3 separate regions of the Homo sapiens genome follow, and all the other regions are linked to region 2. Evidence: read pairs that join two places in POLR2A ChIA-PET (ENCODE). Cell type or tissue: HepG2. All regions are shown on one strand. Each heading gives the region's core, and the rest is flanking DNA. Links, peaks and the distances in the headings are about the cores only. Region 1 has its middle 23 kb from the start of HNMT. Region 2 overlaps SPOPL-DT (SPOPL divergent transcript). Region 3 has its middle 59 kb from the start of SPOPL-DT.

Evidence for each region. ChIA-PET counts read pairs that join two places held together with the same protein. Peaks named below come from ENCODE experiments on the same cell type or tissue, not always from the same donor. Only the 100,000 strongest peaks of a DNase experiment are listed, where the experiment ranks them.
Region 1: POLR2A ChIA-PET joins it to region 2 with 6 read pairs; 2 of 35 experiments call an interaction of 5 or more read pairs at or near these places.
Region 3: POLR2A ChIA-PET joins it to region 2 with 5 read pairs; 5 of 35 experiments call an interaction of 5 or more read pairs at or near these places.

The regions. Positions count from the first base shown.
Region 1 is chr2:137,937,368-137,945,939 of GRCh38, reverse strand. No RefSeq gene overlaps it. Among named protein-coding and RNA genes, the nearest start is that of HNMT, 23 kb to the left of the region's middle. In HepG2, for the core only: no CTCF peak of the experiment used is centred there; DNase peaks (open chromatin) are centred at 2,269, 2,649, 3,079, 3,449 and 1 weaker place; H3K4me3 peaks cover 1,900 bases.
Region 2 is chr2:138,485,541-138,496,414 of GRCh38, reverse strand. SPOPL-DT (SPOPL divergent transcript) reads left to right here. Exons shown (of 2, transcript NR_187149.1): 2 at 1-5,352. Among named protein-coding and RNA genes, the nearest start is that of SPOPL-DT, 11 kb to the left of the region's middle. In HepG2, for the core only: no CTCF peak of the experiment used is centred there; DNase peaks (open chromatin) are centred at 4,056, 5,024 and 5,514; H3K4me3 peaks cover 856 bases.
Region 3 is chr2:138,437,577-138,448,450 of GRCh38, reverse strand. No RefSeq gene overlaps it. Among named protein-coding and RNA genes, the nearest start is that of SPOPL-DT, 59 kb to the left of the region's middle. In HepG2, for the core only: no CTCF peak of the experiment used is centred there; a DNase peak (open chromatin) is centred at 4,970.

The DNA of each region.
Region 1 (8,572 bases), core at 12-5,011, 550 kb after region 2:
TAAGAAAAAAAAAAGTAGAAGAGGGATTTGGAAGGGGTAGAACCAGAAAGATGGCATCATGAAAAAAACTTAATGAAAGAGCCATGCTGAAAGATGTGGGCAGCCTCTAGAAGATAGAAAAAGCAGAAAATTAATTCTCTTCTAGAGCCTCCAGAAAGATATGCAGCCCTGCCAACAGCTTGATGTGAGCTTAGTGAGATGCATTTTAGACTTCTGATCCTAGAACTATAAGATTATAAAGTTAGGTTGTTTTAAGCTTCTAAGTTTGTAGTAATTTATTACAGCAGCCATAGAAAACTAAAAAGGACCATATTGCACTTGTCACTTACTACCTTCAGTGGTGGTTTCAGGACATTTACTCTAGTCCTGTGTCCTTCATCCTTAATCCCTGATCCCCAGGAGTCTTTCCTTCCCATAGTCTCTGTTCTGCACCCAGCCACCTCTGCTCACTGCAGTCAAGCCAGTCTTACCTCCTTGCTGGCTCCTGATTCTCTGGATGCCAGAGTGTCATAGAGTTATCCCAGACTCTGGCTGTCCTAAGGGTGGGAGTTGTCCTGCCCTTAGCTCCTAATAAAGACAGCATTGACAAGAACACTAACACTCCGCTGACCCCCAAGAGCTTCTTTGGCATTATTATATGGACAAAGAGGGCCTGTACTATGTCTCCCTCCCACCCTGCCCCCTTGGGGCTCATGCGCTTCTGTGACTTTTTAACACGTGAATCCTAACTATCTTGATTCAACTCTTTATGCACAGTTTTTAAACAATAACAACAAAAATGCTGTCAATTAGCCAGCTCATCTCTGGCTAAATCCTTGATGTCAGTCCTAAAGACTATGCTACTGGAGTTCAGTTCCCGCCAATCCACAAATAATTATCGAGTAAGGATCCTTTCTTTCAGAGTTGTGAAGGATTGCAAAGACTGCTGAAAACTGTGATCTTCAGCGAGATGTTTAAGGGGAAAAGGGTAAGTAGATTTATCAAGAAGTAAATAATGACTAAGGCATCCCAGACTGGGCTCCTGAGTGCCCAGAGCTGTTGGTAATGGGGGAGACAACATGAGTGATAGGAGAGATCTGGAAGAGATGGGGAATCTGCGGGCGAGGTCAAGTTCACCTGAGTTCAGAATCTAAGTCATATAACAAAGTCCCTGGATCAATACCAATTTGCCCCAATTACCCATTTTCCTCTGACCTAAGACTAAAATCAAATTATACTCAGATCAGCATGAAAGGAGGCTTGGTGGGAGTTAATATCCACAACGTCTGTCTGATCTCTTTTACTGAGGTGGCCTGTAAATGTAAACAAAACTTGCAACAAGGATTTTGCATCAGGCTGGCAAAACCTGATTTTAGGAGACAACCACACTGTTGGGGATAAAGAACAGATTCTCCTGTCTCCAATGATCCTCCAAGGTTGTTTTTATTATAATGGAAATTTCCAAGGCTTTATGCAGGGCTCACATGTTGGTGAAAGAGCTGCTGCACCAGCAGCAGAGATATAATTGTCTTCTGCTGTTCCTGAACTCAGCACATGGCTGTTCATTAATTAACGTTGCACCCCATGAGCATAACATTTCCAAACTGTGGGTTACTAAATAAGACCTTAGTGAACACAGTACTGCTGCTCCTTTCTGGTATGTACTTCCAATTATAATTTTATTCATTTTTCATTTGTCATAACCATAGTGAGCTTCTAGCGCAATAAGCCGCATTATTAGATGCTGTGGCATACATATAGATAGATAAATAGAATGGAGTCTATGCCTCAAGGTACTGGAAGCTGGCAGCTAGGGTGACCTCTAGAGGAGGGTAGTATATGCAGCCACCATCATGGATTGAAGAATACAAACTCCAAATTACTTCACTTCACTCTAAGCCTTGTATTTTTACTATCAACATAAGTTTTTCCTTAATAATTTTATTTGCAAAATAAAGACTCAAAATAAAGATTGCAAAATAAGATTCAAATAATGTACAGGCAAAATCATTAGCCTCTGTTGGATACTGTGGTTGCTGGTTAATCCTCATAATAACCTTATGAGGAAAATTACATTACCTTCCAGTTGTATGTAACCTGTATTTCCCAAATGACCATCACCAATGAGTTGAAATAATTGATTGACTATCACCTACATTCTCCTTGTTATTGCCCTCTCTCACCACCTGTAAAGGACCTACCAGCATTTCTATTCAAACAAGCCATTGTTCATGCAAAATGGACTTAAGTCTGTCCACTCCAGCTGGGCTCACCCCACTGGCCCAACAAAGCCTGTGCTACAGTTGGGATCCCTTCTCTGCAAACATGAGGAAACGGGTTTTGCGAATTGGTGAGTTGCTCAAGGGTGCACACTTAGAAGAGACAGACCTGGATCATCAATTTATACTTCTGACTCCAAGGGCACTACCTTCCCTCTGTAGTTCGAGCTGATCAACTTCTCATCTAAATACAAAATCATCACACTTTATCCCACTTGTTTATAATACTTCATATTACTTCTTACTTTCATAATCACACAGATTAGTTTCCTTTGGCAAATAAACTAGAATTGTGACAATTAAGTGAGAAGGTTAGGGCAGAAGGGATGTGGTCTGAAAGGTTTCATGAGACCAAAGGGCAGTGGCTCCTGAGGACAGGGAGCACAGGGACTCATTGTAAAGGACCGAGTCAGGGGCAGCACAAAGAGCAGGCCTCATTGTCTGTCTGAGCAGAGCATAGTTTAGTCAACATTATGTACTTAAGGCTAGTAAATACACCACAGACTTCATTAGCTAAACAGCAATCCATATAGATATTAACCAATTGCTCACTCTATGCCAAGCACATATGCCATTGTTTGGTGACTTTCACCTATTCATACAATCTTCTCAACAAGTCTATAAGGTCCTTTGGGACAGAGAAAGTCTCCTGCATCTTGTGCTCCCTTACCACTTTTTGCTTAATAGATTTTGTTGTTTCAAATTCTAAAAGGAAGGAAATTAATTCTTAACCAAATGATATTTCTCAAACAGGGTCAGTGCCCTCTCTTGGGGTGCAAATCCTATGTATCTTATTCCAACGAGTAACTCTGTAGTTAATCATTGATACGGCAAGTTCAGGCTTTTGCTCTTCCTCTTTGAACATCAGTGGGTGCATTTTATTTCTCTCTCTTGCTCTCTCTCTCTTTTTTTTTGTTTTTTTTAAAGCAGGATTAAGGAAGCCAAACTCTCAGCCTCATGAAGAAAGAGCTCATTTATTGCAACTAAAATATCTTTTCTTGGAAGGCCATGACCTCAGAAAAGTAAGCACTTTACTTTTTCTAAGGTAGCGAATATTTCTTCTCTCTTACTTCACACAAGTATTGAACCATATATTATTCCTGCTTGATCCCCTGATCTGTTCACTCCTGGCTCCTTGTTCCTCTCTCATTTTCAAGTGAGAGCTTCAAATTGCACAGGAATTCCAACTGCCCCATTCCTTTTACTGTTGACATTTCTATGAGCTTCAAGTACTCAACGAGAATTCTGTTTCTGTGTGTTTACCAACTGAATTGGCATGGACAGAAGGGCACATACCCCACACCATTTGCAGGAACTATTTCTTATGATCAGTAATTTTAAAGCAATGCACCTCCTCGGGCTCTTAAATATGTCATCCCAGGAGCTGCTGCTCCTTTTTTCCCATCTCCTTCATCATCCATGTGTCAGACATGCCTCAGGCCTGCTGGGCATCTGCTGTTTATCAGTGGGCCCCTCTCCACCCCCAGCCTCCTGGGAAAGCCCTCTGAGGAGTGAATTATTGGAAACACAAGCATTCACAGAGAATACAATGCAAATATTTTAGTTCCCAGTTTGGCAGAAACAGGTAGTGAACTAACTGAAGGTTTACTCACTGAAGGCTTGTTCATAGCCAAAAATAAAAACAAAAAATAAGTAACTTCTCTGCATCTGTGGTTACTAAAGTCCTCTGGGAGCTTAAAAAGGTAATTTTTGTATGTTTTATTTGATCTTTGTTTTGAGAAATAACTAAGGACCACACATTTTCTATAATTCTAGTGATATTTTGATGAATAAAACATCTGCAAGGCAATGCCACAGACTTACTGAGGGAGACAAATATATATAACAAGACAATTATAGCAGGTGCGAATAATGCAATAATAATGTTGTTTACCAATAGGAGTGCAAAGGAGAGTCCCTTAGCACAGCCTATAATGGAGTGTGGAAAGGAGAAACCAAGAAATTCTCTGGAAAGAAATGGCATCAAAATTGAGGCTTAAAGATCTAATAGTTGCTATCTTTTTAAAAAGGAAGAGATTGGTAGAAAAGAGAAAAAACTTTTTTATTTCTGTTGTCCTTTAACTAGTATTTATTATTAGCATGCCCTGGGAAATCTGTAACTACTGCTTCTTCAGAATTCATTACACCTGGTGAGTCCCATGGGCCGAGGCCCCCATATAATTTCTATGCCTTTGCTTAATTAAGACACTGTGATAGACTGGGCAGACATTTCCTGGCAATTTACGATCAGCTGGAGGAGCTTAAGTCTTAAAGCAATGCTGTGAAAATATGCAGTTATGTTTATATAAAAAGTAGTGAAATTATAACCTTTTCATGTCTTGATCAGCCAAAAGTTGAAAAAGTACATTGTTGTGGTTGACAAGCTGCATTTATAGTTTTTGTTCTTTTCCTAATCACTGAAAGGCATTCACAAATAAACAGGAAGAGAGAGACACACACTCTGAGTTTGACACTTGCTCTTTTTCATTAGGTATTTGGATTCCAGGTCAATGTGAAGAACTTCCCTAAGACACATTGCTGGCTAACACTGGGATTAGTTACTCAAAGAGCTTTGTAGTGTGACCGTCATTAAGACTTTTATGGATGTCTTTATTTAATCAGATAGGTTTAGCAGAGTTCAGCCTATAGACTGTGGAATAGACAGAATGAGCCCAATGCTTGTCTTATAAAATGTTTTGAATTTGTAAGTTCTAAGTGTAACACTTAGATCTTTCACAGATATCACCATGTAGTACAGTGTTATTCACCTATCCAAGTTCATAGAAGATTCCAGTCTCTGCACCAAGTGTTTTCCATCTATAACAGGGATAAAGTTTTAGAGGTATTTTCTCACTAAGTTTTCTTATGGTTGGACTGATTTCTTTCCTTGCACCCTGCTCGGGTCTGACTGTTTCTGCCTTCTAAGAATTTTTTATGTTGAAATTTTAACCCCTAAGGTGATGGTATCAGAAGGTGAAGACTTAGGGAGGTGATTAGGTCATGGGCGCAGATCCACATGAATGGGATTAGTGCCTTTATAAGTCACTCAAGAGAAAGCCCTCGCCTCTTCTGCCATGTGAGGACACAGTGAGAACGTACCAATTATGAACCAGAAAACAGACCCTCAGCAGACATGGAATTTGCTGGTGCCTTCATCTTGGACTTCCCAGATTTCAGAATGGTGAGAAATAAATTTTTGTTTTTTATAAGCTACCCAGTCTATGGTATTTTGTTGTAGTATTCGGAATAAACTAAGATACAGTCAATTGCATCATTTCAGCTGAACTTTGAGACTGAAATCTTAAATAAACGAGGAGGAAATGATATAGGACAGTTGCATTCAGACAGGAAGGGAAAGCAACAGAAAAGCTTACCCCTTCCCATCCTGTCAGATAATGGAGGCAGAAAAAAAAAAGTAGAATAAAAAGGTTCTTATTCCCACTGCCCCACATAAGAATCATACGTCAAATGCAAAAGTCTTTTAGGAACATAGAAGTAAGCGTGGGGCAATACACAAATATCAGAGGAGTAGATTATTTTCCAAGGCAGAGCCTGCAGGCACCTAGAACAACTTGTGCCTTCAGCTGGACGCCAGATCCATGGTGGTTCCAGAGCAATTCTGTGGGAAGACTGGAGAATGGGTTCAGGTGATGAGTCCACAATGAAGCCCTGACTCTCCATTGTCTGAACTTGTTATGACAGGGATTTAAGATTTCCCAAATGCTCCAGAAGGGATGTGGAAGTGTTGAGAAAGGAGTGGGCAACTTGTCAGAGGCTTGGGGTCAGAGTGGATAGGATAAAGTGAGGGTGGACTTGAATACACACAGATACCTGAAACCTTGGACTCCAGGGAGCCAAAGCTTCACTCCAAAAGGATAGGCAGAGCTAGGCATAGCTCAGCAATCCTCAGACAAGGAGAGGAGTTCCACCAGCCTGTCCACAGCTGGGCATAGAGGGTATCTGAGGACTTCGCATGATCTGAATTTTTTTCTCTCCACTGTCACAAGGACAGAGTAAACCCCTCATACATCTTGGTGTCATTCCAGGGAAGTTCAGGAGTAGGAGAGAGAATCTGAAAGTCTGAAAAGCATCTAAAACAGATTGTGTTAACTAAATGACATGTCAATTACTAGATCAAACCAAGATCACAGGACTGCCTCCACTATCAGTGGGGGTGCAAGTTTACAAAGACTAGTCTACATATAGAACACTAAAAGGCCCCTGTTTTTCCCACATTTGACTCTAACATGGGTACATTTGCAACCCCACTGCACGTGTGTCATCTCATTGAGTTCCCAGAACAAACCTGCAAGGTAAATATTACTATTATTCTGATGAAAAAAACAGATCCAAAGAGGTCATATACTTTACTCCCAGTTTTACAGCTGGACATGTAATGTAGAATCAGTTCCACATTTGCATATAGATCAGTCTGAATCTAAAAGTCATGGTCTTCCCATGATGACTCATGAGTTTCTTTGTTTCTTGAATGTGGAAACATACAATGCTTTGTGTATGAAGGAAGATAAATGTAATTGATGTTGGGTATGCAATTTGCCTTTTGTCTTCAGGGACTCTTATTGGGACCTGTAAGGAGACATAAAGGACAAAGTGTTGTAGTCTAGTAGGTCTAAAGGCAGTGTGGCATAACAGAGAGATGGGTACAGAGCCTCTAGAAGCAACAGCGTTAATGTTAGAGCTGAATGTTACACCTTTGGAGCTGTTGGAGAAATGAAGAAACACAAAAATAATTATTGTTCAGGAGGTAGCAAGTGGCATGTGGTGTTGGTTTAATTAGGAGAGGTGAGAGCAGAGCTGAACTATTCAATGAAACAGACATTTATTTAGCTCTTAATATATATATGACACAATGAGAGAATACAGTGATACCTAAACCATGACAGGGTACAATAGGATAAAATATTATACAAGATGGTGCACTGAAACTGATTTTTTTTTCTTGTTTTAAAAGCAGCTTCTTTCTTGCTCTAATCTTTATAAAACTAAAAGAAAATCTGCACCTGTTTGGAGGAGATATGGTGCAGAGCTCTCAGGAAGGACTGAGCCAGTTAATAAATTTGCAGCCCCTTTTCACCTTGTCACCATCTCGCTCTCTACAGCAGTATCTGTGGCCTCTATCACACATTTTGCTTCTCTTATTTTCTTTATACTCTTATCCAGTTCAGCTTTGTTTGTCGGCTCTTATGCAACCTACACAAGTGGAATTCTCCTTGGACTCTTTTGTCTCCAACATAAATTGAAAAACCACAACTTTGGCAATGGCTGTGGGACACATTTCAGTGCACTCATATCTCAACCAACGGAGTCAAAGGGATCAACTTGTTTTTACTGACAACCTAAAGACAAAGGCTCTTCAGGGCTATGAGAAAAGCTTACTTTGAAAGTGCGGTAAAGGGGATTTTAAAGAAGAAAACAAATGGCAATTGAATTTTACTGTTTCCAGGAAACAAAAAATTAGAATTTTAGACTCTTAAACTCAGATTGCTGGAAAAATAATTGGACCTTTATTTGTTTGCTTTAGAGAAGAGAGAGAGAAAAAAAATCCCTTAATTGTCCTGCGAGAATTAACTGCAGATGGAGAGTAGGTTCTTAGGAATTTCTCACAAGGGAATCAATGGCACATCCTGCCCACCCTGTCCCCAAGCTAGATCAGCAGATTCCTGGCCAGGAGCCCACAATTATCACGTGACTTCAGTGGCACCAGCAGCTCCCCTACATACCTGACCCAACCAATAGCTCATGCTGAGAATGGTGCCTGAGAGGCCCCAGTGAACTGGCAGGGTGGCATGGGGCTTTCTTGCTAGAGAAAGAAACCTGCCCAAACCATGACTTTGCAGTGTGCTCAAGGTTTACATGGGGTTTTCTGGAAAGATAGTGGCGGGGGTGAAAGCCACGTATCTGTTCTTTGCCATTGCCTTTTCCTAGGGCCTTAGTTCTCTTGCTCTTCATTCTTACCAAGACAGAAAATATTGAGCAGTCACAGGAACTCTTTTCTTGTATGTGCAGAGATATCATGCACAAATCTGGTGACTCTGAATGTACAGTGGGAGGGCCTCAAGAGCGCTCATGCGTTCAAGGTGGAAAAAGCCCCTCACTACTCACTGTACATCCATCCTCAAACTGGCACACGTTGGCTCTTCCCTCATCCTCTAGAGCTAAAACATAAGCCGAAGGTGGCCCTACACTCCTTCTTCTTTATAGGAACACATTGCTCATGAACTTCTGAGTCACAGCCCCATAGGCAAACATAGGTGAGAAAAGTTTGGGGAAAGAACTTGAAAGTAGCATGCACT
Region 2 (10,874 bases), core at 2,235-7,234:
TCCACTCTGTTCAGCCAGAGGCCACCAGCCTCTGCACCAGCCCTAATTGGCTCTAGAGGTGCAACTGATCGGTCTCCTCCTCTTTTATCTCTGCTCAGTCATCACCATGTCTCCAGGTCAGGGTCTGTGGTCTTCTCAGAGAGACACACCCTCCTCCCTATCAGGGCTGTACCTGGCTAGAAGAGTTTGTTTAAACATCTGCCCCTGCAGTGCGCACTGGGTGGTTTCCTGTCTTTGTGTCCTTCTCCTAAATTGGAGCCACTTCATCCCAGTCACCTTGGAACCTGACTCAAGAAATGGCAGTTCCATGCCTATTTCTCTGGACACACAAAGGGGTCCTGTCTCCAGGGTAATCTCAGATTGGATCACCCCTTGTTTCACTTAGACTCAGGTGCCCCTTCTCCCAACGAGGATGCATATAGAATAGAATTAGGCCCTGCTCCCAGACAAGCAATCTAGAAGTCCATTCTCATTGGTTGACCTTCTGTGGTGTTCCTGAAATTGCCTTGTAGCCAATCAGACACTAAGTAAACCCAGGAGCCTTGGAACCTCTGGACCTCAGTTTTCCTTGACTCACTGATTTTCCACTGGTCTGGTGCCTCAGAAGAACCAGATTCTCCTGTTCAGTCGTCACTTCCCTTCTGCTGCTTCCCTGCTTTAGAAACTAAGCCCTGTCTTGCTTTTGTCAATTCTGTATTTATACCCCTACACAAAACTGAATGGCCACTGGCCTCCAGATGGTTCTCCTACACTTCAGTCTTTCACTGCTAGCCTGCCTGCCGAATTGGAAACCCTGGTATGACCATTTCCAAAATTAGAAACCAGACTGCACCATCTCCCAGGGGCACTATGCCTGCATCTCTCAGCACTCAGTCGAGCCAACCTCTGCAAGTGTCCCAGACACCCTTCCTTCCAGTCTCTTCTACTCCCCTCCCCCATATTTCTGGCTATGGTGATTTGGGCTTTTGCCTTCCACTCTTTGCCCAACCTTGCTGAAGTCTTAACACATTGGACCTCCCCTGCCTGAACTATGCCAAGCAGAAGAAAGGCGAATTCAAGGGTTACCTAAACCCTGGATATTCTTTCAGAGGCCTCATCACACATCCTATCAAACACTGGAAAATGTCCTATCCCACATGAAAAGCACGACGTTTTGTTATGAAAATTAAAGGAAATCATATAATTTTCCTCTTGAAACATTTATTAATTGCATTTTATAATTTGCTTTGTGTTTTAGAGCCAGGCCATTTTCTTGTCCAGCTCTCAAACAATTTGATAAGACTGGGAAATGCTTATGAGCTCTGGGCACTGCACCTATAGTGAGAACTTGAGCCTTAAAGGATTAGAAAAATGCCTCTGGGAGGAAAGCAAACACACACGTCTCTATGATGCAGTTCAAGCCCCTCACCCCCATCATCACTTAAATCTCTCTCTTGCCCAGTTTCTATATCCTAATGGGCTTCTTTGCCTGATCCCCTGTCTTGGCTACTCACCTTCTGCCAGCAGCTCTCAGACAAACACTCCCCTTATTCCCAAAGCAAGCTGGCCTGCCTGGATTTCAAGAGTTTCACCAGCCCCTAGATTCCCTTTCAAGCCCTTGTTCCACCTCTGAGGACCCTGCCCCCAGGCGACTGCCACTTTGGACTATGGCATTTGTTTGCTTGACCCTGTAGAAATGATAACTGAACTCTCTTAAGGCTGCAGCTTCATCTGGCTCTCTGGAGCCCCAGCCCCCTTCAAAGCCCTGATCTGGGATTGCATATTGGGTGCTTCAGTCTTTCCCTGCCTGCTGGGACTGACCAGCAAAGGCCATTTGTGTCCCAAGTAGGACAGCTACCAGAAATCACACTTCACATTTTCCTACTTAAGGTGCCTGCTTACATTTCCCTGTGCTTTGAGTGTCTCCTTCTCTAAAGGAGCCTTTTATGAGTCAGTTACATGTGGCATCCCTGCTACACTTCTCTGTGGCTTTTCTGATCAGTTATACAGATTAAGAACATGTACAAGAAAGCCAAAATATCCCCAGCAATTACCCCAGGTTACGTCTCTTGTAAATGTTAACCATTACTCAGTTGAAATAGCCATTAATAGTTGGCTTTTGTGTTCCAGGATTTCTGAGGTCACTGAATTACTAGTGATTCTGCAATTTCAATATATTTCTTAAAATTAAATTACACATATTTTGGGTACACAGTGATCCAGTTAAGAGGGAGAGTCTGCAATTATATATTTTTGTCTCTTTAGTTTCCTTTCTCATTTTTTTCCCCCAGAAAGGAAATTAGACTAGCCTTTTAAAAATGGTGTTCTGCTACAGTCTGCAATTTTGAGAGGAAAGGTGATGAATGCCTTTATTTTCATGTCGTCAAAAGCTCAGCAAGAATTTGCGTCTATTTTGACTGTGGAGCCTACTGTGTGCAAAACAGGTGTGACAAAATCCCCCCTATTAGAGCTGTTTTCTTTCCATTTTCTATTTTAAAAAAACTTTTCTCTCTGTGGTAATCACTTAACCCTAAAAGGCCTGGATATTTATACAAAAAGGTACCATGCTTCATTTGTTAAATACTCTTTCTCTTCTGAGTTTGATTTTAATTTTAGTTATTTAATTGTTTGGTCCAAGATAGACTTAAAACATCTTATTTTGAAAGAAAACATGATTAAGTTCCTGGAATATTTACTTGATCACTTGAACCAATCCATGGTGTTCCTCCATTGGCATTCCTCCGCGGGACGTGTGATGACTAGCCTGCTAGTCTTGGAAAATACTCCTCCCCTGCCCTTCTCTGTCCTTATCTAAGCTGGCTTCTACAGGCTGTTTTCCAGACCCATGTGTCAGCTGGCTTCCTACTGGGCTAGGCTAACAGGGAGCACTGTCAGGTGATTGGAGGGTAGGAGAAACCAATATATCTCCCCATCTCTTTCTGCCTTAGGCACCATCCCCTGCAGCTGTCTCCCCAGCGGCTCCCTCTCTTGCTGGACAGGCCTACCATGAAATCAGCCCTGGGATCTGACAATACTACCTCCTCCTGCCACCTACTTAAAAGTGTAATAGTTTCCTGTGGTTGCTTCTCTGGGGAAGAATTTCCCCTGGATTCTTCTCAGTTTTTCCATCACCTGTGCAACAGATTCCTTGTATCACATTCTTTGTTTGAAGAAATAAGTGTGGTTTCTGTTTTTCTAGTTGAATTCAGCAGATTTATCCATTTTGTGTTTTCGTAAGGGTCTTACCCTGCTTAGGGGAGAAGGAATGATTTTCACAGGAAAGCAGTCACATTCAGTTTAGGAATCTGCCTGTGCTTCCCCCGATGGCTTTAGTAATGTCATTATTTTTTCCACCTCTTACTCCCCATGCTTGCTCCTCACCTCCCATACCCAACCTGTGTCTCTCCTGCTTCCTCCATTCTTAGAGCATATGACACCTATCTTCTGGGGTCACATCCCCAGAGGTACACAATGATTTGTTTTTGTTTATTTTTAAATTTCTTTTCATATAGTGTCCTTAACAAGAATGTCACTGCTGTAGGATAGGATAGCAAAAGAGCACTGGGTTTTTCATTCAGAATGTGAATCAGTGTGGCTTGTTTGAATCCTATAGCCTTGTCCTGCACAACAGTGCCCTTGATAGCAGAACAGGAAAAAAGATAATTTCACCACAAATCTATGAGGAGAAAATGAGATGAAACATATGAAAGGATTGTGCAAAAGATAAAAGGCTAAAAGAAAATAAAAAGAAAAGGCCAGGTATGGTGTTTCATGCCTATAATCCCAGCATTGTGGGAGCCCAAGGCAGGAGGATCACTTGAGCCCAGGAGTTCAATATCAGCCTGGGCAGCATAGAGAGGTCCTGTCTGTATTTAAAAAAAATTTTTTTTAACGATAAAATGCTAAGCAAATAAGAAGTTATTATTTTGAAATAGTAAATAAGCCTAAATTAGTTGTTTTCCTTGAAACAATTGTAATTTTAAAAGTTACCACAAAGGTATTTCTCAACTAGAATTTATACAGAAGCTTAACAACATCACAGTCTTGATTTAACACATGATTTCTCAATCTCAGTTCTATTGACCTTTGAGGTTGGATAATTCTTTGTTGTAGGGAGCTGTCTTGTGCATTGTAAGATTTTTGGTGGCATCTCTACCAGTAGCACCCACCTGTCTAGTTATAACAAAACATTTCTCAACATTGCCAAATGTCCCCTAGGAAAAAAAAAAAAAGAGACAAAACCGCCCCAAATTGAAAACCACTGATTTAACAAAACCTACTTGGAAAGATGTGCCTTCTTTTTGATATAAGTTGTTAAAACAAACAATAATTAAAAGAAGTCTGGCTTTTCATAGATTATTTGGGAAAAATCTTTTAAAAATGCAGTTCAGTCATAAAATATAACCTTAAAGATCCAAAAACCCTACAGTGAAAGTCAGTGGTGATTGTCACAGCAGTAGTGTGTGTTACTAAGTATTTACGTTGGAGAAGCTAATCTTCCTGTTAAGTATTGTGGTCGGACTACCTAACCAAGATGTCCTTTCTTCTTCATACAATTAATAACATTGTTATTTTTACTAGGTGTTAAAAAAAAACACACTAACACTTTATATCTGACTACTGTATGTTGAAATCCTTTGATGTCCTTTAAAAGGCAAGGTAACTCAGATTGAATATTAGTAGGAACATATATTTCACTCTTGACTCATATATTCTGGGTTTGTACTTGTATGGACTACCTTGAGTAGCTGCAGGACTTAGAATTTTATGAGCATCACAGCTAAGTCATGGTCTGTAGAATCATTCATATTTCAATTCCTAATATGGTAGTCTTAGCTACCATTTAATTTCTAGAGAACTGGAAACCAAAGTATAACTATGTAAAGTCTAGAAATTATTGTATTTAAAATATTGATTCCAGGTCTCCAAATATGTCTCTTCTAGCTTATATCAATAGGTTTCTAAAACCAGTTTTTCATCTCCACTGTGTCAGTTAGCTTTCTTCCCAGCTAAAGAAAATATTGACCAAAGCAAGTTGCAAAACAGGTGAAACTGGTTGTAGTAAAAGAGTTACTTTTTGCTGGGAAGATAAAAGAGATGTAACTACTGTCCTTGACATGAGTATATTGCTAAGCTTTGTGGACAAACATTCTGAGATTGGTAAAATACTTACTGCTTCAGGAAAATTACACTTATTTCCTCATCTATGATTTTGCATTCTCCTAGTTAATCTTCTTTTGGGGGACAGTGAGCCTCCTTTGAAGGACTTACGGGCATTAATAATAATATCACTGTACAAAAATTAATAATATGTATTGCTCTTTTAAAGATACTTTTGTACAAGATATTTTAATAAAACAATCTTATTCAGTGCTGCTTATTGTGGTTGGTGAAAAATAAATAAATAAAAACTATCTTATAACTGAGGCGGGTGGTCAGAGTTTTGGATGCAGACAGTGGGATTAAGTTCAGTCAGAAAGTTAGGGCACTTTTATTTGCCGTCATGCTTTTGAATTTGAAGGACTTTGGACCAAGCCTGCCTCTCCAGTTCACTGTCATGTTCTCAGTTCATCACATATTACATCTGGCCTACGCTTCACATCTGTCAAGCCTCTGTGCAGACATTTGGATCTGTAAACTCTGCCAGGACAAAGCTTGGGCTAGCATCCCATACTATAAATGACTATTCCTCAGTGGAATATTTTGTTTCCAAAAAAGAAATCTATTTGAGGTATCAGTGCTTGCCCCATCTGTTTTTTAAGATCTGAGAAACAACTATGTAAATATACATAGAAATGATTTGAGTCAAAGCTCTCATTCTCATCATAAATAAGGAAGGAAAGGCACTGACGATGGGCCATTTCAGAGTCCTCCCTGCTATCTCTGATTTAGAAAAAATATATGATCAAGGTGGAGTAATAGAACTAGATTTACCCTCCTACCTGTAACAACTAAACAACAACAAAAACAGACAAAAGACATGAAACAATGGTTTTTATGACACTAGATATCAAGCAATGGACATGGTGATTCTTGAAATATAGGAAATAAAATGGATGAGACCTACTATTGCCCCAGTTTACTAATTTGAGAGAGTTTTCAGGTCATGACATGTGGTAGGAGAACAGAGGTGAAGCCCAGTTATGATTCTGAATTGAGGCAACATTGCTGAGAGTCCAGGAAGATCAACGCAGTGAGATTTCTTAGGAAAGAGTGATAGAGGAGAGAGAGAGCTACACAGAGTAAAGCCTGGGGGTCTGCAGAGGGATCTCTGTTAAGTATTCAGAAGAGTTTTGATCATGACTATGAAGAAACTACATGAGGCCTAGAAAAGGACCATCTGGAGGAGGTAGAGAGAACATGTGGCCATAACATACATAGGACCAGAAGTAGTGTCTGTTCCCACTACCGGCCAGATTGGAAAAACTCATAATTCATAGACACTGGATAAAGTACTCAAGAAGGTCTTGCCTCAGTGGTGGGAAATAATTAGCCCTAGCCTGAGAACTGCTCTCAACCTGCCAAACAAATCATAAAAGCAACATCTGAAAAGATCAAACTGTTTCCAAGTAACTTAACATCATACCTGAACAAAACTCAAGAAGATTTATGAGAGTTCAAAAGTATCCAGCACCCAACAAATTCACAAAGTATGCATGCAATCAAAGATTACCGGGCATGCAAAGAAAAAGAAAAACATATCTCATAATGGGGAGAGCAACCAGTCAATCAAAACAGACCCAAAATTGGCACAGATGATATAATTAGCAGAGAGAGACACTAAAACAATTATTGTGACTATGTTCCAAATGTTCAGAAAGCTAAGTAGAGATGGAATATATTTTTAAAAGACCCAAATCTGGTTGGAATTTCTGGTGGGAATATAAAATGGTGCAGCCACTTTAGAAAAGTCTGGCAGTTCCTCAAATTGCTAAACATATAGTTACTACATGACATAGCAATTCTACTCCTAGGACGTACCCAAGAGAAATGAAAATATTTTCGCACAAAAACTCATACATGAATGCTTATAGCAGCCTTATCTTTAACAGCCGAAAGGTAGAAACAACCCAAATGTCTATCATCTGATAAACAGATAAAATATGGTATATCCATAAAATAATTGAATATATTTAGTCATAGAAAGGAATAAAGCATGGACAGACACTGCAACCTTGCAAACTGCTAAGCGAAAGAACCAGACACAAAGGCCCATGTATTGTATGACTTCACTTGCATGAAATGTCCAGAGTAGGCAAATTCATAGAGACAGAAAGAAGATAGTGATTGGCAGGGATTGGGAGATTGGAAAGTGACTGCTAATAAAGGTGAGGTTTCTTTGGGAAGTATTGAAAATGTTCTGGAATTAGATGGTAGTGATGGTTGTACAATCTTTTGAATACACTGAATACCACTGAATTGTATACTTTACATGGGTAAATTTATGGTATGTTAATTATATCACAACAATGATGGTTAAAAATAGATGCAATCAGAATCAATTTATCTTTCTACTACCATGTTAGTTGTATAAACTATCTTCCATTTCACTCCTTCTATTCTGTCCCTAACCCATCCCATCTTTCCACTAATAAGGTTACACAAGGTTACCAATGACCTGAATGTATCTAATTCATTGTCAGCCTCTGTTCAGTTTTTCCTAAATCTCTCAGCAGCATCAAAATCTCTCAACATTGCATCCTTTTAGTAACAGCAGCATCTTCTATAGATTTCATGAAATACACTCACCTAGTTTTCTCTTACCAGACTTTATAGCTGCATACTCATAATCTTCACTTAAATGTCCAGTAGGTACCTAAAGCCTAACATGTATATGACAGAATTCGGATCTACTTGCTGTAACCACATCCTACAAATACGCATTAGGTAGGCCCATACCTACTCCTGCCCTAGTCTTTCCCATGAGAGTTAACACACAATCATATATCCAGGTGCTCAGGCCAAAAACTAGGGAGTTGTTTACCATGTTTTATTGCTCTCTTTCCCTAATCCTACCACATCAAATCCACTGGCAGGTCTTAATAGTTCTGCCTCCAAAAATCTATGTGGAACCTATCTCCATTCTCCAGTTATTTATTCAGAGGTTAAAGAGGAGACTGGAATGGTGCCTGAGGGATTAGATTCTATCTGGTCTTGTGAACTGTTACATGAACATTCACCTTTATTCCGAATAAGATACAGAGTTTTGACCAAAGTAATAACATGATCTGATTTAAGTCTTAAAAGGATCACTCTGACTTCTGTAGTGAAATTAGACTGTGGGGGAAAATGAAAATAGGGAACCCAATCAGGAGGCTATTGAAATTTTAAAGAAGGATTATGGTTCGGACTAGAAAGTTGGGGGCAATGGAGGTGCAAGTGGTGACTGAGTTCTATTTATACTTTTAATATAAATAGAGCCAAAAAGATTTGCTGATAAAGTAAGGATGTAGAGTGTGAAAGAGAAATTAAATGATGCCAGGACTTTGGTCTGAGCAAATGGAATGATGAGTATGCCATTTCCTAAGTAGAAGATTATTGAGTGAGCATGTTTGGATAGGAGGATATAAATTTGGTTTTTAAAATTTCCAGTTGGAACTATTTATCAGGTACCAGATAGAGCTATCAAAAAGGATAGTGGATATATAAGTCTGGAATTTAGAGGTGAGATCAAACTGGATAAATAAATTCTGGAATTTTCATTTTATATGTGATATTGAAAGCCACAGAAATTAACAAAATCATAATGTAAGCAGCATAGATAGAGAAAAGTTCATGGGCTTAGCCCTGGGGGCCCTCCAATAGTTAGAATCAAAGAGACAAGGCAAAACTAGCAAAGTAGGTTGTGGTAAAGTAGCCAGTGAAGTAGAATAAAAACCAGTTGAGCATATTATCATTTTCAGATAGGCAGAATTGCAGCATATTTGACTGCTATGAAGAGGGAAAAATTTGGGACGCAGGTAGAGCAAGATGAATTGCTAGAATTATATCCTTCAGTGGGGAGGAAAGTATAGGATTAGAACTAGAAGACATGTTGGTCTGGATAGGCACAGGGTGTTCATTTATAGTAACAGAAAAGAAGGCAGTAGGTGGGCACAGATGCAGAGATACAGGTAGGTATTTGGTAGGAGATTCTGGAGGTTCTCTTATGAAGGACAGATAAGATCATTGAAGAAGAGAAGAGAGAAAGTCAAGGAACTGAGAGGCCATGGAGTTGAAAGGATCATCCACGTGAATATTACAATCACCAAGAACTATTATAGGAATAGTGTTTGATAAAATGTCAATCAGCTAAAGGCTAAATCTTTAAGGAATAAGGAGGAGTGGTCAAGGGAAATACAGTGAATCATAGCAATATGGTGGGAAAATATGATATTAAAAGCTGGGGTTTTAGGGGAAGAAGAGAAAATGATCTGGAAGCAGTAAGGAGCCCCCCACTGGCCTAGTGGTATGTGGCATCTGAGAGAAGATATTGGCTCTACTTGAGAGGGCTACAGGAAAAGCTGTGTTTCCAGGGGAGAGAGAAAGACACGTGGAAATATGGAAATGCATGTATTAAGTTTTTGGCTGTCACAGTAACTAGTGGAATTCTGTGTCCAAAGAAGAGACATGCTAAACATCCTGAAAGGTAATGGCAAGATTATATGACATGGACATATGCTACCCAAATGCCAGTAGCACCCCTGTTAGGAATCTAAAAGTAGAAAGAACATTCAGAGAAAAGGCTTGGATTGATTGTCTTAGTTGAATTTCTCCAGAAACAAATCTTGATTGTAAGTAATTTATTCAGAAGTACTGGGAAAACCAGTAAAGGAAGAGGGAAGTGATCCAGGGAAAAGAAGGCAGTCATCCAATGCAGTATCGAGCCAAGGTACTGCCATGGGCAACTGGAGTTTAACCTTATGGGAAGCTCAAATGAGGAAATCTGAGAAAGGAGAAAAACACACTCCTCACAGTTATTTAACCTCAAGAGTGAGGTAGCTGAAGTGAATACACACCAGCTTCTGAGAGTCATTGGTAGAAGGCTGCAGATCTGATGAACATGAGCAGAGCACTGACAGCCTCTGTTATAGGATGTAGAATAAAGGTTTATCTCTAGGATAAATTACAATGAGGAGAATCTTCTGGGTCTAAGAATAAGTGCTTGTGTGATTTTGATAGATACCTGCAAATTGTCCATCACAGACAGTATACTAATTTACATTCACCCCAGAAATGTATGAGAATATTTCTTTCTACCCTCCCCAAGTTTATATTCTATTAAGCTCTCTTCTTTTTGCTAATCTTTAGTAAATATACATTTCAGTGTAATTTTCATTTTCATTTATCTTATTAAGAGTGAAATCGAACAGCTTAACATATATTTAGCATTTTTTATTTCCTTTTCTGCAAACTGCCTGTTAACATTCCTTGTTCATTTTACTTTCAGTTACCAGTCTTTTTCTTACTGATCTGTAGAAAAGCAATATGAGGTTCAAATATTTTCCCAGTCCGTTATGTCTTTGGAATTTCTTTTTCTTTTTTCTTTCTTTCTTTCTTTCTTTTTTTTTTTTTTTTTTGAGATAGAGTCTTGCTCTGTCGCCCAGGCTGGAGTGCAGTGGCATGTTCTTGGCTCACCACAACCTCTGCCTCCTGGGTTCAAGCGATTTTCCTGCCTCAGCCTCCTGAGTAGCTGGGAGTACAGGTGTGCACCACCATGCTCAGCTAATTTTTGTATTTTAGTAGAGATGGGGTTTCACCATGTTAGCCAGGCTGGTCTCCAACTCTTGACCTCAGGTGATCTGCCCGCCTCAGCCTCCCAAAGTGCTGGGATTACAGGTGTGAGCCACTGCGCCCAGCCTGTCTTTAGAATTTCTTTATGGAATTCTGTCCATTTCTCTTCATCTCCTCTACTG
Region 3 (10,874 bases), core at 2,959-7,958, 49 kb after region 2:
CAAAGCAGCAGGGAAAAACTGGAGAAAAAACATCTTGGCCTCTCCCTCCTCCTACCTTCTGATCTCCTGCCCAACTGGAAGCCCAAGGACAAAGGAACAAGGGTGATAAGTCCTCAGGGGTCAGCTTTCCCAGACCACAGCATATTAGAGAAGGTCAGAGAATGGTAGTGGTGGCAATGGTATTGAGGGGTTGGCCAGTGAGAATGATCAGCGCATACTTGTCATTTTATGTGATGTTGCTGAAGGAACACAAAGACTTTAACTCTTCAATAGGTCTCAAATATTTACTCCTTTCCACTGGTGAGTGTGTGTGCAGGCACACATGTGCATTTGCCAAGTTTCCACCAAAGTCTTCGTGAAGCCTTGATCTTTTCCTAATTTGAAGAGAAGGTGTATTATCTTTAAAGCAGGAAACAGGTGGTATCTTAGGGAAGCTCTTCAAACAATGAGTCTGCTTTATTTCCTGAGTTCCTAAGCCCTATTTTATTTGAAAGAAGAGAGAAGAGCCAATGAATTTTATGGCCTGAGAACAATGTTATCCATCCTTAATTGTTTTTTGCTCAGACTGACAATCTTCTTTTTGATCTCAAACTGTTGTTTGATCAACTCATTTTTCAGTTCATTTTTAAAATCCCTTGAATTTGTATTCTTATTAAATTCATCTATAGCTTAAAGCAACTGTGAGGTATTTCCATCTCATTTTTAAGCTATAATTTCTTCCAAGCTGGATCCTTTTACTTTGCATTAAATATTTGTTTGTTTCTGCCATGAGATTTATTTTAATCTTGATCATGCCCAGGTAATTCTCCATTGATACAGTACAGGTGCATTCTTCCTACCATATGAGAAGAATTTGTTTTCCTCTTAGCCACAGGTAGTGGGCTGACTACTTTTCATTGTCTCCACTTTTCTACAGCCTGAGAGAATGGCAGGGGCAAGAGGCCCACCCAGATTGAGAGAATGTGTATAATCTTCATCTTCCTTAGAGTGCCTGGTCTCTGTCCTCTTTTGTGAGGGTTTCTCAAAGCCCAGCACCAGCTTTCTATGTTCCAGTCCCATAGAGACAAATTTCCAGCTCTGTGCTTGACAACCATTTTTAAAAAAATATTGGAGTAAAGCATAGGTCAAGCATCAAGGAATTAAGTAAATTGACTTTTCTAGGTGAAGCCAGAAGACCTTAGATCTAGAAAGCCTGTAGTTTTCTGAGAAGATACAAGTCTTACTTGGCTCTCTTTGGATCTGTTACCTATAACTAGTGGCTACATAATTTCATTGTTGGCTATATCACTAGAAAGAGAGGATGGCAACCAAGAAGTTGGGAAAACCTATGAGCATTATCCTGGAAACAAAAACCTAAACAACAAAGTTAGGCAGAGATCGTTCTAAACAGTACAACAAGAAGTGAGTCAGTGAAAGGAGCTAAGAAATAACTGGCTTAATTCCACTGACATTTCCATAAACTCCAGAGGGAGATCTATAAAAAAATTATATAGTTTTTTGTCATTGTAATTTGATTTTTTTTTGTTATTTTCTTCTCTTTATTTAAAAGTCTTTAAAAATATTACAGGGCTTTTGTGTAAAGTGGATATACTTTTTTTTAAAGTGGATATACATATTTTTTCTTTCTAGCATTTCTCTTGAGGACAATCCCTGGAATTTTGCTGAAACTATGAGGAAAGAGACAGTTTGCTGGTGTGGGGAGGGCAAGGGATAGGCATTTTTTCTGTAAAGATGATGGAAGCCTAGAGCTGCTGGTGGTCATCTTTGCCACTATGTGGGAAGAATCTGCCCAGAGAAAAACAGAGATAGAATGGGAAAGTCAAATCTTTAAGACGTAATTTGAGCATTATGATCTAGCCATGCCTGAAGTTCATTGGTGGAACTTCCCAGCTAGAAAGCCAGATGAGTCTGTTTCTTCCAAGTAGTTTGGGTAGGCTTTTTCTTACTAAAAGAGTTTTCGTATTAATATATTTTGTTTCCTAGGGAACTAATGGCTGGACTTTAGAAATAGCTAGGCCTGCACTTTTTTCCCTGCTAAGAAAGGGAGTACTTAGCAGCTGTGTTGAAGAAAACACAATAAAACAAAGAATAACAACGAAACAGCTGAATGATTTAAGTCACCAAATGGCTCCTCCTGGAAGCAGGGCAATCTATGATTATGATGTTTGTCATCTCAGGTGATTTGGCTGATTTGCCTAGGCAGGTGAGTATCCTTTCCCTCCCTTTCTTGTGTTTCCTCAACAAAGTTCCTCATCAGGTAGTGTACACATCAGGGGATTTCCTGATAGGACGTCGGGATGGGGGAACCCTTAGGAATTGAGGATGGGGTGTTACTACTACTGCTTTCGCTTGTGTGTGACTTTGATCTTCCCGAACCATGGACTGTGTCCTCTCTTGCTTATTCATTACAGTATTCCCAGTGCCCAGGACAGTGTTAGCTGACTATGGAACTTAATAAATGTTTGTAGCAGAAACTATTAACTTTACTTCTATGTCAAAATCAGTTCTGCTGGAAGCATTCTTCTCAGAGGAATTGCACAAAAAGAGAGGACTCAGAAAGGCAAGGAACCAAGTATGAGCTTAAGGCCTAGCTTATGGCTAAGAGGTACTATTAGGTACTTGACATATTCTCACAATTACTAAAAAGAACAAATTGTATGCAGGGAGAAAACAAATGCTGCAATGTAGTATACATCTGTTTTGCATCAACATTTTAAAATTGTGCTAATTTTGTGATAAATGACCTATTTTATAGCCACAAATTTTAGTTCTTAAGCTATCACTCTGTGATTATCAGTATTTTGCCTTTTTAAATTACACAATAAAATTCTAAATAATAATGTATCATGTATATGCCATGAAAATATAAACTTTGGAAATCAGAAGAGAAACAACATTACTTCATTCTTTTTTTTTTTAAATGGAAAGTTGTAAAGCATCTTTGAAACAGCATGATAAAGATCCCAATGCAGTTCAAGATTTGCTTATCCGATTGCTTGACTTAATGAAATCTATGGAACAGGCTGACCATCTGTTTAAAATTAGATAGTAGGTTGGGAAAACATGACATCATCATTTGAGACAGCCTTAGACAAAGTTATAAAGCAGGTGAATTTGGCCTTCAGAAAATGCTGCCTTTTCTTTTTAACCTGATGCTAGCCAGTTTTCAGTACTGTCTTCTCTCTATGTTGACCCTGTCTGAGAAAATAATCAAACATACCAATCTGGCCATTTACTTTTTCTTTAAAGTGTTCTAATGACCTTTGACTCCTTACAGGATAAAATCCAACCTCTTTAGCATGATAACTTTTGTTTTTGTGATCTGGAACCTTCTTATCTCAGGAATTTGCCAGCATATTTGATGTATTTTTGAGTTCACTGTTTTTTTGTTTTTGTTTTTGCCCCACACTATTGGAGGTCAAGGGGGTCTTCTAAATAGCACACATCTTGTCATCCAAGTTCTGAGTACATTAAAAATAAGACAAAAACAAAAGTGTAAGGCATATGGGAACCCAAATGTGATATTTGTTACCGACAGAGCTGATACTTGAAAAATTGCCTACTGGTGGACAAGTGGGCTTTCTAATACCAGTCCCCAGAATTAGATAACTATACAAACCACATCACAGGCAGTTCTGGATGATAGCAAAAGCCCCCTGACAGTGGGTGGCAATGTGCCCGGATAGTACCATATGGAAGCAGCACAGCATAAGGTTCTTCCTATAGACAACTGGCTCCCAAGCAGAAGGAGAGAGGAAGTGGCTGCACTGCTTACACCCCGTCTCTCCTTTCAAATTTTCCCATCATATTAAGATACTTTTCTCAGAGGAGGACTAGTGAGCTGGGGGTGGGGTGGGGAGAGGAAGCCCCGGGCTGTGATGCAAGTGGAAGACCCACCATATGGAAGGGAATATAGGAGTAGAGAAGAAGCATCCCTCCAGTAAGACGGACTGAACCTCCAGCTTCACTACTGTTATTGCCAAAGCACTGAGTTCTTTTAGTGAGGATCTATTTTTAGACTCTTTATTGCTTCTATGTCTGAAAACATCTTTATTTCTCTCTCACTTTGGAAAGATTATCTAGTCTGATGGTTTTCAGAAAAGAGAATCAGAAGTTTTCTAGATCTTCCACTGAGGCTATTGACAGGGAAAAGGGAGGGGAAACTGTTAAGCTGGTAGGATATGGGTTCTACATTCCAGCCGTAGCGATTCCCTCTTTATTACTTATATATATATTTACATATTGAGTTTCTACATAATATTGTTTAGAAGAAAGGATCTTATTAATAGATAAAATCTAAAAGATGTTATTATAATCTAATCCATCTTATAATAATAACAAACACTTAATTAGCACTTATTATGTTTCAGAAACAACCTTAAGTTATGCTTGTGTGTGTATGTGTGCATAAACACACATGGTAATTTAATGCTCGAGACAATCTTATGAAATAGTTATAATGATATCCCCCTTTTATTGATGAGGAAACTGAGGGACAAATATTTTATCTTTTCTGAAGTTACGCAGCTGGTAAGAGGCACAACTAGAACTTGGCCCCAGTTTTCTGAATTGGGAGTGTATATTATAAACAATTGCACCATTGTGAGTTCTAGAAAGTTAGAATGAATCCCACAGCTAGATAGTGGAATGAGGAGAAAAACAAGAATCTAGATTTCCTCACTTTCCTACTAGACTTTTGCTACTACGTCATAGCATTTTCAAGGTGACCACCTACTCTGTGCTTATATAATGTTGAATCTGACCAACTTTGTGTTCACTGTTGCTGATGTCCTTAGTTTAGTGGAGATAATGACTCCAGACTTGGATATTTAGCATCCTAATTGATTTCACCTGTTGGATGACTCACAAGCATCACAAACTTTAGAAGTCCCAAACAGAACTTGTGATTCCACACCCCATGAACTTATTTGCTCTACTCATCTTCTTTCAGCAAATGACATCATCATTTTGTTAGTTGCTCAAGCCAGGAACTTGTTCATCTTTTTTTTTTTTTTTTTTTTTTTTAAGGTGGAGTTTCACTCTTGTCACCCAGGCTGGAATGCAATGGTGCAATCTCAGCTGACTGCAAACTCCGCCTCTCGAGTTTAAGCGACTCTCCTGCCTCAGCCTACTGAGTAGCTGGGACTAGAGGTGTGCAGCACCATGCCCGGCTTATTTTGTATTTTTAGTAGAGACGGGGTTTCACCATGTTGGCCAGGCTTGTCTTGAACTACTGACCTCAGGTGATCTGCCTGCCTTGGCCTCCCAAAGTGCTGGGAATTACAATGCCCGGCATTGTTCATCATTTTTAACTTCTTCCTCTCTTCACCTCCCACATCCAACCCACCAGCGAGTCTTTTTGGTATACACATGGTAATACAAAATACAGCTGGAATCTATGTAATTCTTTCCAACATGGTACCATCCTAAGAAAAACAACACAGTAGCCATTACCACCATATCTTTTTCTTTGTTCTCCCCAAACAGAATGAAATCCCTCTATACACCACCTGTCCTTTCCAAGGTTTACACTCAATATACTCAACAACAATACTCCATCCAATCCTTTTTACTGTTTTGCAACCCCATATTGTGAGAAATAAATTAAAAGTCACAAACACCTCAAAATTTACCCTCAAGAATCACATTTCACAGAATTTTCTTTTGAAAAGGATAAGAAATTATAAATACACACAAAACTGTCTTATCCCAATTTATTTTATGCTTGATCTAATTTCTAATTCATACGGTTGCAAAGTTGTTAGAGTAAGCTATTCAGGAATATTATGGAAATTTGCCACAAAAACCTTTTGCTGTTTCAGTATTTAACTTTTCAAGATTTGATATCAAAATATATACTTGGGAAAGTTTAATTTCAAACAAAGTCCTTAAGCTGTATTGAACTTGTTTAGTTTAGTCATATTTTAATCTTCCTGTTATTATATTGGCATGTTACAATTAATGGCCTATTTGAAATTCCATTAAATCTTCTATTATCAGCAGTTCATAACTACAGCATAAAAATTTTTCTCTAGGCTGAAACTTGTTATACAAAGGTCTCAGCCTAGAACCAATTAAAAAAATTAGTCATTAAGTAGTTTGTCTTTGAATGCAGACTTGTCATTTTCATTATTTTTGGACTAAGCTGTTTAGCCAGGTCTATACTACTCCATGCTAATGTTCTAAAAATTGTTTTTGAAATGTTCATGGAAAAAGTTATGGGAAATACAAGGAAAAATACGATCTCGTTTTAGACTGGGGAATGATTTGGCTCTTTATGTCCAGTATTCCCCAGTTCTGTATCTCTCTGGCCCTCCCTTACCATCATATAAGTCTCAGTTCCTCTTCCAAGGTTGGAGAGGATCTGTCTATGCAAAGTGAAGACTAAAATTTTAATCAGATTTTCAGTGACTCTACCTGTTTTTAGTCCTACATCCACCTCTCATTTTTAGAGGTACCAGGTACCATCTGTTTCTTTGCCTCCTTGGGGTTTTGCAATGAACGTCTGTTCTTCTTGGTTCAGTGAATGGAATGATAAAGAGTACCGCTACTTAAGTTCACATCTTGGCTATATCATTCACTAGTCTTTTAATCTTAGATCAAATACTTAACTTCTGGCTGGCCCAGTGGCTCATGCCTTTAATCCCAGCATGTTGGGAGGCTGAGGTGGGTGAATCTTGAGGCTAGGAGTTTGAGACCAGCCTGGTCAACATGTTGAAACCCCATCTCTACTAAAAATACAAAAACTAGCCTGGCATGGTGGCATGTCCCTGTAATCCCAGCTACTTGGGAGTCTGAGGCTGGAGAATCACTTGAACCCAGGAGGCGGAGGTTGCAGAGATTTGAGCAACTCCTGGTGGCCACGATCACACCACTGGACTCCAGCCTGGGCAGCAGAGTGAGACTCTGTCTCAAACAAACAAACAAACAAACAAAAAACAAAAAAAACACTTTTTTTGAGCCTCAGTCTCCTTATCTACAATGTAGGGATAACAAACTGTCATAGGGTTTTTGCAAGGATTAAGTGAGCTAATGAGGGTGATGTTTAATGTAACAGAGGAATGGATCAGGCAGAACATGAAAGGCCAGTTAAGGACTTGGCTTTTACTCTAAGTGAAGTGGAGAGCCATTGCAAGGTTTTGAGTGGAAGGGTGACATGATCAGATTTTTAAAAAAGAAAACAATCAAGGTTTAGGATTTTTCTGACAGATTATATGTTAAAGAAAGAGAAGTGTCAATGTTGATTCCAAGAGTGTTGACCTTCAGCAAGGATAGAGTTTCCATCAACTGAGACAGGCAAGGCTGTGGGTAGAGTGGGTTTGGAATGGTTGGGAGCAGGAATTTTGTTTTGGTTCTCTGTTGGACATTAAAATGAGGCAGTGGAGAGAAAGTTATGGGCAGGAATGTGACAGTTGAGAGTCTTTGCACTGAAATTGTGTTTAAAGCCCTGAGAAAGAATGAGATCACAAGGGAGTGAGTATAGATAAAGAGGACTGTGCCCTGGGGCACACTAATACCAAGAGCTCTGGATTAAAGAGGATTGAGACTGAGAAGGAGTGCTCAGTGAGGTGCGAGGACACCAAGAAAGTTGTCCTGGATGGCAAGGGAATGAAGTGTATTGGAGAGAAGTGAGGGATGAATTGTGTTTCATGTGGCTGATAAGTCAAGTATAACTAGGACTGCTGGATTTAGTACAGTGAAAGTCATTGAAGATCTTAATGAACAATTTTCATGGAGGATTTGGGGAGAAAGTAAATGAAGTGGTTTTACAAGGTAACTGAAGAGGAGGAATTGGAAACAGCAAGGCAGATAACTCTAAAGGATTTTTCTGAAAAGGGAATAAAAGAAATAGAGTAGTAGCTTGCAGGGGTCAGGAATCAAGAAATAACAGCTTATTTGTATATTATAGGAATCAACTCCCATGAACAGCATTCTGGAATACTATACAGTCCACTTCTAGATGCAGAACTTTTACTTATACAGCATATCCTCAAATAACATCGTTTTGTGCAAAGTCATTTTATTATGCCATCAATGAAAAAAATTAATTCTGGGACAGGGTCACTGTCTGTGTGGAGTTTGCATATTCTTCTTATGTCTGCATGGATTTTTTTCTCAAGTACTTATGTTTCCTCCCATATACCAAGACTGTGCATGTTAGGTTAACATGTATGTCTAAATGATGCCAGTCTGAGAGAGTGTATGTATATGTGTGTGTCTGTGTGTGTGTGCATGTGTGTGCCCCACAGTGGAATGGTGTCCTGTCCAAAGCTGGTTCCCTCCTGGTGCCCTGAGCTACCAGGAAAGGCACCAGCTACCTGAGACCCTGAACTGGAATAATCAGGTTGGAAAATGAAGAATGAATAGAAATGATGGTAAAATAAAAATTAGTAAAGTATACAATAATCATACAAATCCAGGACAATAAACAATTTGGCATAAAAGCACTCAGTGAGCATAACATATTTATGGTTTTTTGGACTGTGTGGTGGTTGGAGGTGCTCATTACAACTTTCACTTTGCAAACATTTATTTCTCGATTGAAACCACCACGACTACTACTGCTGTGACTCACTGATTCACTAAAAATTAGATTTAAGTAATTATCTTACTTGTTTTTATTAATCTTTCTGAAATGTACATGTAGGCCACATTTATTTCAATGTTTACTATTAGAAGTGGGTCTTTATTAAGAAGTTTGGTGATGTTTTTGTGACCAGAAATATGCCACAGGATCTTAACTCTTATTTATATCAATTAGCCTATCGTAAAATCAGTTTTGTTGAATATCTCTTTGTTTAAACCTACAGTTTCCAAGAATCCATTGACGATGTTAAGTGAGGACTTACTGTAATAGTTAATAAATGGAATCAATTTGAGAGAAGAACATTTGTAAGCCTAAAGCACAATGGTTAATTGCATGTATCAAGTTATGTAGTCAAAATGACTTATCTTCAAATTCCAACTGTGATATATATTGGCTCTTTGATAGGAATAATTATGCCTACTTTGAAGGGTTTGTTGAAGGTGGCTTCAGTCAACCAACATTCATCATATGCCTAATGTATGTCAGGCACTGTCTTGGGTGCTGTGGATAGAGCACTGGACAAAACAGATAGTAAATGCTAATTATTTGTTACAATGCCGTATCATAGAAAACGCTCAATAAATATAGGTTGTTCTGATAATTATTTTTTTCTCTATTGTTATCTTCATCAATATTAATTACAGAATATCTGGAGGGGACCAAGGTCATGAAATATTTAAAAATTTATAGTAAAATCACTGATCATTAGAGAAATGCAAATCAAAACCGCAATGAGATACTATCTCACACCAGTCAGAATGGGTATTACTAAAAAATCAAAAAATAACAGCTGGCGAGGTTGTGGAGAAAAAGGAATGCTTATACACTACTGATGGGAGTGTAAATTAGTTCAACCATTGTGGAAGACAGTGTGGCAATTCCTCAAAGACCTAAAGACAGAAATACCATTCAACCCAGCAATCCCATTACTGTGTATATACCCAAAGGAATATAAATCATTCTGTTATAAAGACACATGCACACATATTTTCATTGCAACACTATTCACAATAGCAAAGATATGAAACAAACCAAATGCCCATCAGTGACAGACTGGATAAGGAAAATGTGGCACACACTTACCATGGAATACTCTGTAGCCATAAAAAAGAACAAGATCATGTCCTTTTCAGGGACATGGATGGAGCTGGAGGCTATTATCCTTAGCAAACTAATACAGAAATGGAAAACCAAATATTGCATGTTCTCAATTATAAGTGGGAGCTAAAAGATGAGAGCGTATGGACACATGGTGGGGAACAACACACACTGGGGCCTATTGGAGGGTGGAGGGTGGGAGGAGGTAGAGGATTAGGGAAAATAACCAATTAGTATTAGGCTTAACACCTGGATGATGAAATAATCTGTACAACAAATCCCCATGACTCAAGTTTACCTATGTAACAAACCTGCACATGTACCCCTGAACTTAAAATAAATTAAAAAATAATAAAATACAATTATTTGACTATTAAAAAATCTGGAGTATAATGCCTAAAAGAAATGTGAAAATATTAAAGAGAAAAGGAAGCAGCATTAACCAGTTTCTCAAATATCAGAACCAGGAACAAAGAGTAGAAGGAAAGATATTATGGCTAGATATGAAAACAAAATATCTCACAAATTGAATGAGCTGTCTAATTGTGACAAGTGATTAACTCTCAGAGGTAATATTCAGGCAGCACCATCAGGAATGTTGTATTGCGTATTTCTATTTGAGAGTGATATTTTAGACCTGGGTGTTTCTAAGACCATTTGTGGGTCTAAAATGTAATGATTTTATAAATTTCTTTAGATATAAATTATTCATCCTGGTTGGAATTTTGATTGATTTGTTCTTAGGTGGTTCATTTACCTTCTTTAGGTCTCAGTTTGGAACTCATCTGTAAAAAGACTTCTGGTGGGTTTTTAGCTCTAAATTACTTTAGTTAATTAATGAAAGCAACCTGAAAAACTATTTTTTCCATTGCCAGGCATGTTGGTGCTTGCCTATGGTCCCAGTTACTCAGGAGGCTGAGGCAGGATCACTTGAGCCCAGGAAGTTGAGTCTACAGTGAGCCATAATGGCACTACTACACTCCATCCTGGGTGACAGAATGAGACCCTGTCTCAAAAAATAAAAAATATTTAAAAAAATTTAACAAAAACATGTCTTCCCATTTGTTTTTAGTTTTTATTTGGAGCTAGGAATGTGGAGAATTCTGGGCTACAGGCAGTATATAGTATTACTTTTCCTCTCCATTTGACTTTAAAGATTAAAAATTACATGAATTATATTTGAAAGAAA